Linked DNA regions of Homo sapiens: region 1 is linked to region 2. Evidence: chromatin contacts called from ENCODE Hi-C or POLR2A ChIA-PET data. All regions are on one chromosome and are shown on one strand. The core of a region is the stretch at or near the end of the contact, and the rest is flanking DNA. Distances in the headings are between cores, read along the strand shown. Region 1 overlaps CDYL (chromodomain Y like). Region 2 overlaps CDYL (chromodomain Y like).

What was found. Hi-C counts contacts between places; a loop is a spot of excess contacts on that map. ChIA-PET counts read pairs that join two places held with the same protein, here RNA polymerase II (POLR2A). Pooled maps may share reads with other maps.
Region 1: a map of MCF 10A shows a loop between it and region 2 (3-fold over the local background). The contact joins two enhancer-like sites. A Hi-C loop is called at or near these places in 10 of 168 maps with a recorded cell type or tissue (GM11168, HCT116, MCF 10A and 7 more), 21 of 37 single-sample maps with no recorded cell type and 18 of 50 pooled maps. POLR2A ChIA-PET finds 5 or more read pairs at or near these places in 3 of 52 experiments (H1, WTC11 and activated CD4-positive, alpha-beta T cell).

What each region holds. Positions count from the first base shown.
Region 1 is chr6:4,938,789-4,943,897 of GRCh38, reverse strand. It overlaps CDYL (chromodomain Y like), which reads right to left. Exons shown (of 7, transcript NM_004824.4): 5 at 142-352. Among named protein-coding and RNA genes, the nearest start is that of LYRM4-AS1, 62 kb to the left of the region's middle. Within about 2 kb of position 1,582, at least 10 of the 41 ENCODE cell types and tissues checked have a DNase peak (open chromatin) inside an H3K27ac peak, as active enhancers do.
Region 2 is chr6:4,798,085-4,803,632 of GRCh38, reverse strand. The region is part of intron 1 of CDYL (chromodomain Y like); the gene reads right to left. Among named protein-coding and RNA genes, the nearest start is that of CDYL, 24 kb to the right of the region's middle. RefSeq lists an enhancer at 1,223-1,272. Within about 2 kb of position 1,977, at least 4 of the 41 ENCODE cell types and tissues checked have a DNase peak (open chromatin) inside an H3K27ac peak, as active enhancers do.

The sequences.
Region 1 (5,109 bases), core at 333-2,832, 140 kb before region 2:
GAACCCAAATCTGAATTACAAGATGGAAAGTCCCCACAGAATGACACACTGTACAGCTTTAGAAAAACAATAACCAAACTAGATTTCTTCAGGAAGCTTTCTAGAATGACTTTTTTTTTTTTTTTTTAAAAAGGTACTCACAGATGCTCCTCCCATTATCTTGGGAAACATAACGGTAGAACAGCCATCTGGACTCTGTCCGAAGGTGGTATAGGGTGTTTGAAACCAAGCCTTTTCATTAGCCCAAACCACATCGCAAAGAGGCAATATAGATGCTCCTAGACCAATGGCTGGGCCATTGACTGCTACAATAATGGGCTTCTTAAATTGAATGAAAGTATTCACGAAGTTTCTAAAATGAAAAATAAATGGGGAATTACTCAAAACATTGCATATTTGAGCAAAGGAAAAGTCTATTATGGAATTCAATTTACCAAGATGTAAATGCTACGGAAATCCTGAAGACTTGAGATTTGTTTAAGGCCTTCCCCAGCAGTTGTGGACCCTAGACTTATTTACTACGTGTTGTAAAGGTTTGGTGACAGCCTGGAGCCCACGCATGTAGTGGCTGTCACTACAGGCCCTACGTGAAGGCCACAGGGTAACATGCAGCCATGAGCTGCACTGGAATTTGCAGGTGGCTCTCGGGCTCTATAAACAACACATCTTGCTCCCCAACCTGTCTTCCCTCGAAGACACAGGAGCCCAGTACATATTCTGGGCTTCACAAGACAAATCAAGAAGCTGTCACAGAGGAAATCTGGCCCAGGGCATACTAAGACTGCCTGGTGTTAAGTGTACGGTGGTGGATTAGGGTTCACAAAAACCCTGGGATCTGGGTCTGGCCTTGGTTCATGATTTCAGACAGCTCACTGATTATCTGGCAATAATTGCTATTTCCTGAGTTTATGTGGAAGTGGACTGAACAGTCTGGGGGATACAGAGACAAGAGTGTCACAGGCTGGCTCAAGACATGCGACCTGCAAACAAGAAGAGCAAACAGCACAGGGCTCAGGCCTGTACCCACATCCTGCTCCACTGAGGGCTGGAGGGTACGGCTGCAGCAGGAGTTCGGAGGACAGTGGGGTCAGGCGTGGGGCAGCCTCTGCACAGGACAGAGGTTTAATAAATCAAGCCCATGCTATTTTGGGATTTGCTTTAGATCAGGCTGGAAAAGTAGGCTGCTTTTCAATGTAGGGTAGCTTGGTGTCATACCACTTTAGGAATGTGCATTTTCTTCCCCTAAATACTAGAAGCTGATCTTATGCTCAGAGGTTGTTTCTTGTTATGATTTCACACAGTGGAGAAAAGAAGAAACACAAGATAGTCCCTTCAGTGCAGGCTGAGTTCTAGATCAGAAGTGCAGAGTAAGGACAGCTTTTCACTTGCTGGATTCTAAACCTGACCCCCATCTTTAATACTGAAAATAACAATCTAGATGCTCTCTACAATTCAGCAATTTAAAACCACAGCAATCTGTTCAGATCTTCTCTGAAAATCATGACTCAGCATCTGAGATAGCTCCCCACTCAACTCCCCGAGACACTGACGGATGACTCATATTTTTTGGCAGGGGCAGGTCAGGGAGGTGAGGAGGGTTGTGTCTGTGTGTGTATGAACAGGAGAGTGAGGAATTGCAGAGTTTAGCGGCTGGACCTCAGCCTAGCCCCCAAGGTTTGTGGGATCTTTGCATTGAGCAAGAATTAACTCATTCAAATGAATGAGTTGCACTAAGTCTTTCTAAATGAGAGAGCCTGAGGCATTCTTAGAAAGATCACACTGGGGTTTAATGATCAGAGTGTCAGACAACCTTTTAAGCAGACTCTTGAAATAAGCCTAGAAGAACTACATGAAGCTATTTCAGTTGTGTCATCTTTTGAAGATATGGGGTCAATGACACAAGATGGAAATACATTTCCTAGGCCCAGTAACTGATGACTCATGAAAAGGTAAAACTGCTGAACTGTCTCTCAATGATAAGGAACAGCTGTTTCCAAAATCTGAGTAGCTCCAATTTCATCTGCCTTATGGAACAGAAGGCAAACTGTTATAGCCGTTGCCCAGGCTGACATCTGGAAACCACGGATGGGGCAATAAATTAACATAAAAGCGATGATCAAAGTCAAGGTAATAAGAAGGTAATTCTACAGAAAAACAGTAAAAGGAATTATTTCATATATCCTTGCCTCCATGCCCATATATTTGTATAAAAAAATCTGCTTCTAAAATATTAATAGATATTGGTAAGTCGAAACTTAGATTTTGATAGGCTGAAGGCATTTTTTGGAACTGAAATTTTATTTTTACTTTTGCCTGGAATGGTGACTTCACCTGAAGCTGGTGGCTCTTTCTGGACGGGGTATGAATGAACCAGCATGCTCTGGAGCAAAGAGCCCCTTCCCTTTTCAGGGAATGGGAACTGGCCATTCTGAATAGTGAGCCCTGAGATGCCAGAAATGGATGTGGTGCACACAGAGACTCGTTTTGTTTTAAAAAAGAAAACCTTTACAGAAATGCTTTCTCTGCCTAGTAGAAACTTCCCAGGACCATAAAGGCTTAACCAAGGGAGCTGCAAATCAAGGCACAAGGAACCAGAGGCGAGGCAGGGGCTGCCTTCAAGCCTGGGACGGTCCTCTCCCAAGTAGCCCCTGCTTCTGTGGGCTTCAGCCAAGTGTGTTTTAAACTTGAAATCAAAATGTATGAACACTCAAATGTTTGCCATGCAATGTACTGAAGTTAAATTTGTTTCTTTGGAATTGAATTCAAGGCTGTTGTTGGGTATGGCAGGGAAGGAGGCTGATATTTGCCACATAATTAGTCTAAAAAGACTTTATAATTAAACAAAACTCTTCCTTTAAAGGACATTTACTAATCTGGAAATATCAAACAGCTGGAAAATCACATAAGATGTAGGGACTGTCAAAGGAACGTTTGGGGAGAAGGAGGCAGCAGGGACCTGAAGTTGGGCAGCCAGTGTGCTGCTTTCCATGGCTGAGGTCTCTCTCATTTGAATGGCACCTTCGTTTGAAGGACTAATGGGGTACAGGTCAGGGTCATGGGGCATGTTTACTGGCTCACTTTGTTCTCTCCCAAATCCTCTTGCCCCTGGGGCACTGCTTGGGCAGGGCCCCCGGTCTCCCTCTGTGGGAGGAAGAAGAAACCTCACTTTTGGGGAGAGAAGTCTCCTGGTCCTTAAAACCCAGTGGCAGCTACTGGTTCTGGCAGACTTCAAAAGCCTAATGCTGTCCATGAACTTGAAAGAATTTTGTTCTAACCACAAAGGTGCAGAATATTTTTGTTGCAATTACCCTGCAAACTGCAAACCACGAATCCTCGTCACAAAGTCAGCTGCTCTAGATACCTGGTGACCTAATATGAAACCTCATCTTCCTGTTTGCTTCCCGCTTTTCCTTTGGAAACTTGCTACGATGAAGTCCTTTGCCTCCAAGTTTTAAGGAACATGAGACAAGACACCAGAGAAATGAAAAATATACACAGGAAGAGCTTTTATCCACATAAAAATTAATTTAAATGCAAATAAGAAAAGGAAAGGTTAAGTGACTCTGGTGTAACTAATTATTTTTCTGATCTTGCCAGACTACATTAAGGAAAATTCACATTGACAAAAATATAGTCACATAAAGAAGAAACAAGTTGGTTTTCCTAAAGCAGGACTTGGCTCTTCACAAGAATATCAATCCAGCTTTTTGTGTGGAGTAGGGAGAGTGGACGGAGCAGGGAGCTGATGAAAGTGAACTTTTAAAGTGACATCAAGTTCAACAAAGGAGATCTCCACTTAAACCTGGCTGGATCTAGCTTTCCTCTGCTTTTACTGATCCCAGCGCCACAAGCCCACAGCCTCTGTCCAAGGGAATTCAACGCTGGAGGGAGGAGTGAGCTGCACCCGGCGAGGCACCAGCGGGCTCACAAGTGGAGCCAGGGAAAAGCCTACACGGGAAAACGGAGCCAGGACCCAGAAGGCACTGGCTGACACATCCGATTTTCTTATGACCGCAGAGCTACCAAAAAGCACAATATTATGTGTACATTCAGCGTGATATTATGGAGAACATGCAAAGTGACCATAGGAGGCATGGTGGTTTGTATTTTAAAAATAAAAGTTAAGTTCATGGAATTCACCCTGAATGGATAATAATGAAGCTGTCTTAGAGGCGCTGAGAGTCAGCCAAGGATTTATGACACTGATCAAGCAGTTTAATCTTAAACTGAAGAACAAGATGGTCCCACCTAGTGTACCACAGGGATGAAATCCCCTAGGAGATTAGAAACAATACTTAATAAGATCAGACTATAAAATTTCAAACCACTTCTGAAAAAAACCACACATAATGTGATAGCCTGTAAAAGGTAACATTCAAAAGATTAAGGGATAACCTCCTAAATACATGTGTACATCATATGAGAAAATATAGTAATTCTGAAAATGATTAAATATGTCATGAGAGGCTAAGGCAATCCCCTTCAACCCAGAGGTGTGGGTTCCAGGACTCCTGTGATGGGCTGTTTGGTGCCCATCAGAGCCATCTTGGGTGTCAGTCAAAGAAAGACGTCCCTGCCTACCCCAGACTCAACAAAACAGAAAAAAGAGCCCCCCTACCCACCACACCAATCCTGCTGTGCAAGCTCTAGAAGGGTTTAGGTGCTAGAAAGCCCAGTGCACCAAGGGCAGTGCTCAGCTGGAGCCTAGTAACTATCAAAAGTAGTTCAACTTCAGCCCTCCAGAAATCTGGGATTTTGGAAAAGATCCAACTTACTTTACTGCCATTTTGCCAGTCTACGTTTTCTTTCATTTTTCATCCTCTGTAAGTTAAAAAGGCAAGCACAAAGGGTTTATGGGGGCCACCTGGGGATATGTCATTTTAGGGAGGTGAGTAGAGAAGCATAGCCAACTTTCATGTTGATGACTAGGTTTCATCCATTTTAAATAAAATTCATCTCCGAAAAATCAGACACTTCTAATTATACATGGAGTGATTAGCATGATAAATGAGGGGATATGATTTTAGACGAATTAAGTGGTTTTAGAGAAAGTTTTGCTGATATATGTTATCATATAGCAGAGGAAAATCCAACAACCAAGGAAATAGA
Region 2 (5,548 bases), core at 728-3,227:
TTAGAGCCCACGCAGACAGGCAAGGTCAGGGGCTACACTCTCAAGTGAAAGGGCAACCAGGGAACAGAGCCCACACCTGTCTATCGTCTGTCAATCCTGTTACTGGAGAAAGTTGGTGAGAGAATCCTGAAAGAATTCTCATCCATGCCCCAGGCTTCAGAGCAGGATAAAATCTGCTTCACTTCAAGGCAGATGGAGGAGAATGGGGACAGCAGAGGAGGTGCAAAAATTGCCCAATCCCTCAAATCTTGAGATAATAGCCAAGAGAAAACTAAGTGACTGGAAAGGGATGATAAATGGGCAAAAGCTGCAGGACCAGGTGGATGAGGATCTGTGCAGAGGAAGCAGAGGATAGCAACAGGGTGTCTGATGGATGGGAGCAGAAGAACCCTGACACTGTCAACAGGCACCTCACAGGAAAACTCAGGGAGCCAGCTGAGAATAGCAGCCAAAACTAGAAGGGTCTTTGCACACTTCCATCTATAGGTGGATGCAAGTGATCACAGCCAGGTCCGAAGGGACTGCAGCAGTCTAAGGCTGAAGGGCTCTTGAAACTAGCCAGCCAAAGCCTCCTTCTACTAAGAAAAACTGCTGGGAACAGAACAGCAATGGAGCAGGAAAGGGATAGTGTGGGGTGGGGGACGCAATGGAAAGAGAAGGTCTAGCCCAGATGGATGGGGAAGGAGAGGAATGGGAGGACAGCCCTTGAGCTCAAAAGGTACCAGGCCACACTGTCAAGTACTTAGTGAGATGCCGGAAAAGAGAATCCTGTGGCCTCTGAAAACCTCTCCCGCCCACCCTCCCTGCACAAGTGCACACAACCTAATTTCAAATAAAAAGAAGAACAGAAAAAGGATGGTGGCTGACTCTCATACAAACTTATCTCAAGGGAAAAAAAAAGAACAAAATAAACTGAATAATGACCCTAAAAGCAATGAAAGCACAACAGAAAGACACGCTCATGAAACAGACAAGCTATACTCACCCTAGTATTTCAAAACTAAAAATATCAACTTTCTGTAATGGCAGGAAGGGTGAAGAGGTCACACAAACACTCACAGATAACATTTATAATAACTGTTTTTTGTTTTTTTGAGGTAGGGTCTCACTCTGTCACCCAGGCTGGAATACAGTGGTGCAATCATAGCTCATTGCAGCCTCAACCTCCTGGGATCAGGTGATCCTTCCACCTCAACCTCCCAAGTAGCTGGGACTACACACACTGCCATCACACTCAGCTAAGTTTTTTTTATTTTTAGTAAAGACGGGGTCTCACTATGTTGCCCAGGCTTGTCTCAAACTCCTGGCCTCAGGTGAGACTCATGCCTCATCCTCTCAAAGTGCTGGAATTACAGGTGTGTACCACCATGCCAAGCTAATTAGTGATTTTTTTTTCAATGATCTAAAGGTAGTATTTGCAAAAGCCAGGAAGAGAGTTAAATCTCAAAAACTGTAACTAGAAGGGTTAAGAATTGTGAGTTTGTGGCATCTTGGCTCAAGGCACTGCTCAACTCCCACAGCTATTGCTGCAAAACATGGGGGCAAACAAAAGCCAGTTCCTCACCAACTAAAGGTGCCAGATATCAAAATCTGGAATTGGGGAAGCAGCTAGAAATTTAAAGCACTCTGACAGCACTAGAATATAGAGGTGACACTCAAATTCAGAGCATAAGATGCTGAAATCCCTAGCTGACAGCTGAACTACATACTACATATGTGCTGAGGAAACCACAAGCAGCACGGTGAAAAAGCAGTCAGAAACCAGAAAGCAATATTTTTAAAAAAGAGTAACATGGAGCCAAATCTGTGAATATGATGCTCTTTCCCAACTATGCTCAAGCTAGGGCGGCATAAAGCTTGAAATGTCAGAGTACAGAGCTCAAAGCTGGTGGAGTGCTAGAAACTAGGGGAATCCCCAGAATAAAGACAACCACAGAGAAAAGTCCATCTCTACTCAGATCCTTAGCCAACTTTCAAATTTTGCAGACACAGGGGAGACTCACAGGGTGCCACACTAAAACCACCACCAGTGCAAAGACCTAAGAGCAGAGGAGAGCTACAAGCGGCTGCATATCACAGGAAAAACAAAGTGTGTAGTTTGACCAAGCAGTTTATTAACAGTCTGCTACAATAAAAACACAATAATCCTCAGAAGAACACAAGAGTTCAGACTCACTACAGCATATGTCCAACTTTCCACTAGACAAGAAAAAAATAGGAAATCTTGACCCTCTGCAGGTAAAATGATAGTCAACAGAAACTGATTCCAAGTGAGCCGAAATGTTGGATTTAACAGACTTCAAACATTTATCATAAATATTTCAAAAACGTCTGAAAAACATGCCCAAAGAATTGAAGGAAAATATGGTATCAATAAGTGAACAGATATGGCAATCTCAAGGGAGAAAAATGAAACCAGAAAAACTAAAAGCCTAGATCTGAACAAAACATTTACTAAAATAAATGCATTAGACTGGCTAAGCAACGGATTGATGCTTGGTTCTGCCATCTGCAATGAACCTGAATACAGAATAATCTGAAGAACATAAAGAGAAAGAGATGAATGAAAAATAAGTAGAATTCCCAAAAATGTGACAACAGGAAGCAGTACCTTAATTGGACTCTAGAGAGAGGAAAGGAGGAAAAGACATCTGAAGACACAACAACTGAAATATCTCCCAAAAGCTCAATAAACCTCAAACAGAATAACACAAACAAAACTTCTTCTAGACACACCTTAGTCAAATGGTAGAAAGCCAAGGATAAACAAAATCTTGAAAGCAGCCAGAGAAAATGACGTCATAAACAGGAAAACAACGGCAACAATAACGATAAGAACAAAGACTTCTCCTTAGAAACTTTTAAGTCTGAAGACACTGGGACCACATATTCAAATTACTGAAGAAGGAAAAGGAAGAAAACCAGTCAACCAAGAATTCTAGTATTCAGAAGAAGTTTCCTTTAAAAATGAAGGTAAAATAAGGGCATTTTCAAATAAACTATTTGTCATTGGTAGATCTATAACAAGAAATGCTAAAGAAAGATCTCTAGTCCAAATGGAAACTACACTAGATGGCAACTTAGAGCTACAGGAAGAAATGAAGACAGCCAGAAATGGTAATTATGTGGATATATGTAATATCTTAGTTTTCTATAAAAGATGACAGCATAAAGCAAAAAATACAACACTACTGATGGGTTTACAAAGTATATAAATGCAACAACTGTGACAATAATACTAAGGATAAGTAGTGGAACTGGAAACACATCATTGAAAAAATTATATGTCTTATCCAAAGTGATTCAATATTAAAGAAAAAGCTAAGATGCATATAGCTAGAAAACCAACAGAAGAATTAAAATTAATAAGAAATTTTGGTTAACACAAAATCAGCAAAAGAGGAGGAACAAAAGCAAATAAAATCCCTTCCCTAAGAAAAGCAAAAAATGATAGACCTAATATAACCATATTAATAATTACTTTAAATGTAAATGGATTAATTTCAATTAAAAAGCATGGACTATCCGATTATTTTAAAAAGGCAAGAACTGACTATATTCTGGTTTCTAAAGAACAATTTTAAATATAAAGACAGAAACAAACTAAAAGTAACAGACTGGAAAAAGATATACCAAAGCTAGAATGGATACATTAATGTAAAACAAAGTAGACTTCGAAAAGTATTACTAGAAACAAAAAAGACGTTTCATAGTGATTTTAAAAGGAAAATATAACAATATTATAAATATACATCCATCTAATGACAGCTTCAAAATACGTGAAACAGAAACAGAAACAACCAATGCACAATCGTATTTGGAAATTCTAACATATTTCTCAGTAATTGATAAAATTGGACCAAAAAACAATAAAACAAAGAGATGAGAGATCTTGGCTGGGCGCAATGGCTCATGCTCTGTAATCTCAGCACTTTGGGAGCCGAGCAAGGCAGGCAGATCGCCTAGCTCAGGAGTTCAAGATCAGCCTGGGCATATCATGAAACCCCATCTCTACAAAAACTAGCTGGGTGTGGTGGCACACACCTATAGTCCCAGCTACTTGGGAGGCTGAGGTGAGAGGATCATCTGAGCCTGAGAAGTGGAAGCTATGCTGAGCCATGATCACGCCACTGCACTCCAACCTGGGTGAGTGAGACCTTGCCTAAAAAATAAAAAAATAAAAAAAAAATGGGAGACCTATGTGACCATACCAACTGTAGTTTAGCTGGTATTTATGAAAAGCTCCATCAACAACCAGAGAATTATATAATCTTTTCAAATACACACAGAACATTCACCAAGACAGACCATATACTGGGCCATAAAACAATTCTGAATAGATTCCAAAAAACTGAAATCTTATAGGAAATGTGCTTTGACTACAATGGAATTCAAAATCAACAATAAAACATTTAGAAAAACCTCAAATATCCACAATTTAACCTAATTCTAAACCCAGGGGTCAAAGAAGAAATCACAAATCAACCCAGAAAATATTTTGAACTGGATTCTAATGAAAGCATATCAAATTTTGATAGACTGAAGCAGAGCTGCAAGTAAATGTACAGCACTATATGCTCATGTAAGACAATACAGCAATGGCCTAAACTTCCACCTTAAGAAACCAAAACAGAAAAAGCAAATTAAACTGAAAGTAAAGGTAATAATAATAAAGAGCAGAAGCAAGTATCTGCTAATGAACGCAACATTTTAGATGAGGTAAATTCCTTTAAAGATACAACTTTCACAAAAACTGACCCAAGGAGAAATGTTAAGTCTAGCTTATGTTTAATTAAAGGCTGTGAATTCATAATCTAAAAACTTATCACAAAGAAAATCTTAGTCCCCAATAGCTTCACTGATAAATTTTAGTACATATTCATGAAAGAATCCAAACCAGTACAATACATTCAATTTGAGAAACAGAGAAAGTGCTTCCTAACTCCTCTTATGAGGCCAGCATTAACTGTGATGTGAAATAAGAAAATTATAGACTGACATACCTTATGAAGATAGACACAATTCCTCAAGGCACTGACATTTATTAAAAGATATGTTAACATCTTCAGATCAATTCATACTGAGACCAAAAGTATACCATATCTACTCTTAGACCCACTGTAATAAAACTACAGAACTATCAAAGGTAAGAAATCTTAAACTATCAGAAACTCAGATAACTTAGAAAAGGAGGACAGGAGACTTTTCATCAGCTCTAAGACTGATAAAAACGGTAAACCAATAAACTTATCTCCAGCTAAAATGTCATTACTAGTGACAATAGTGCAATTATCTTTAGACAAATGAATACCAAGAACTTATCCCCAAATCCTCACTAAAATAATTATTAAAAGATGTCTGGCAAGGCATGGTGGCTCATGCATGTAATCCTAGCACTTTGGGAGGTCAAGGTGGGCAGATTGCTGGAGCCCAGGAGTTCAAGACCAGCCAGGGAAACACGGTGAAACTCCATCTCTACAAAAATTACAAAAATTAGCCAGGTGTAGTGGCACACACTTACAGTCCTAGCTACCTAGGAGGCTGAGGT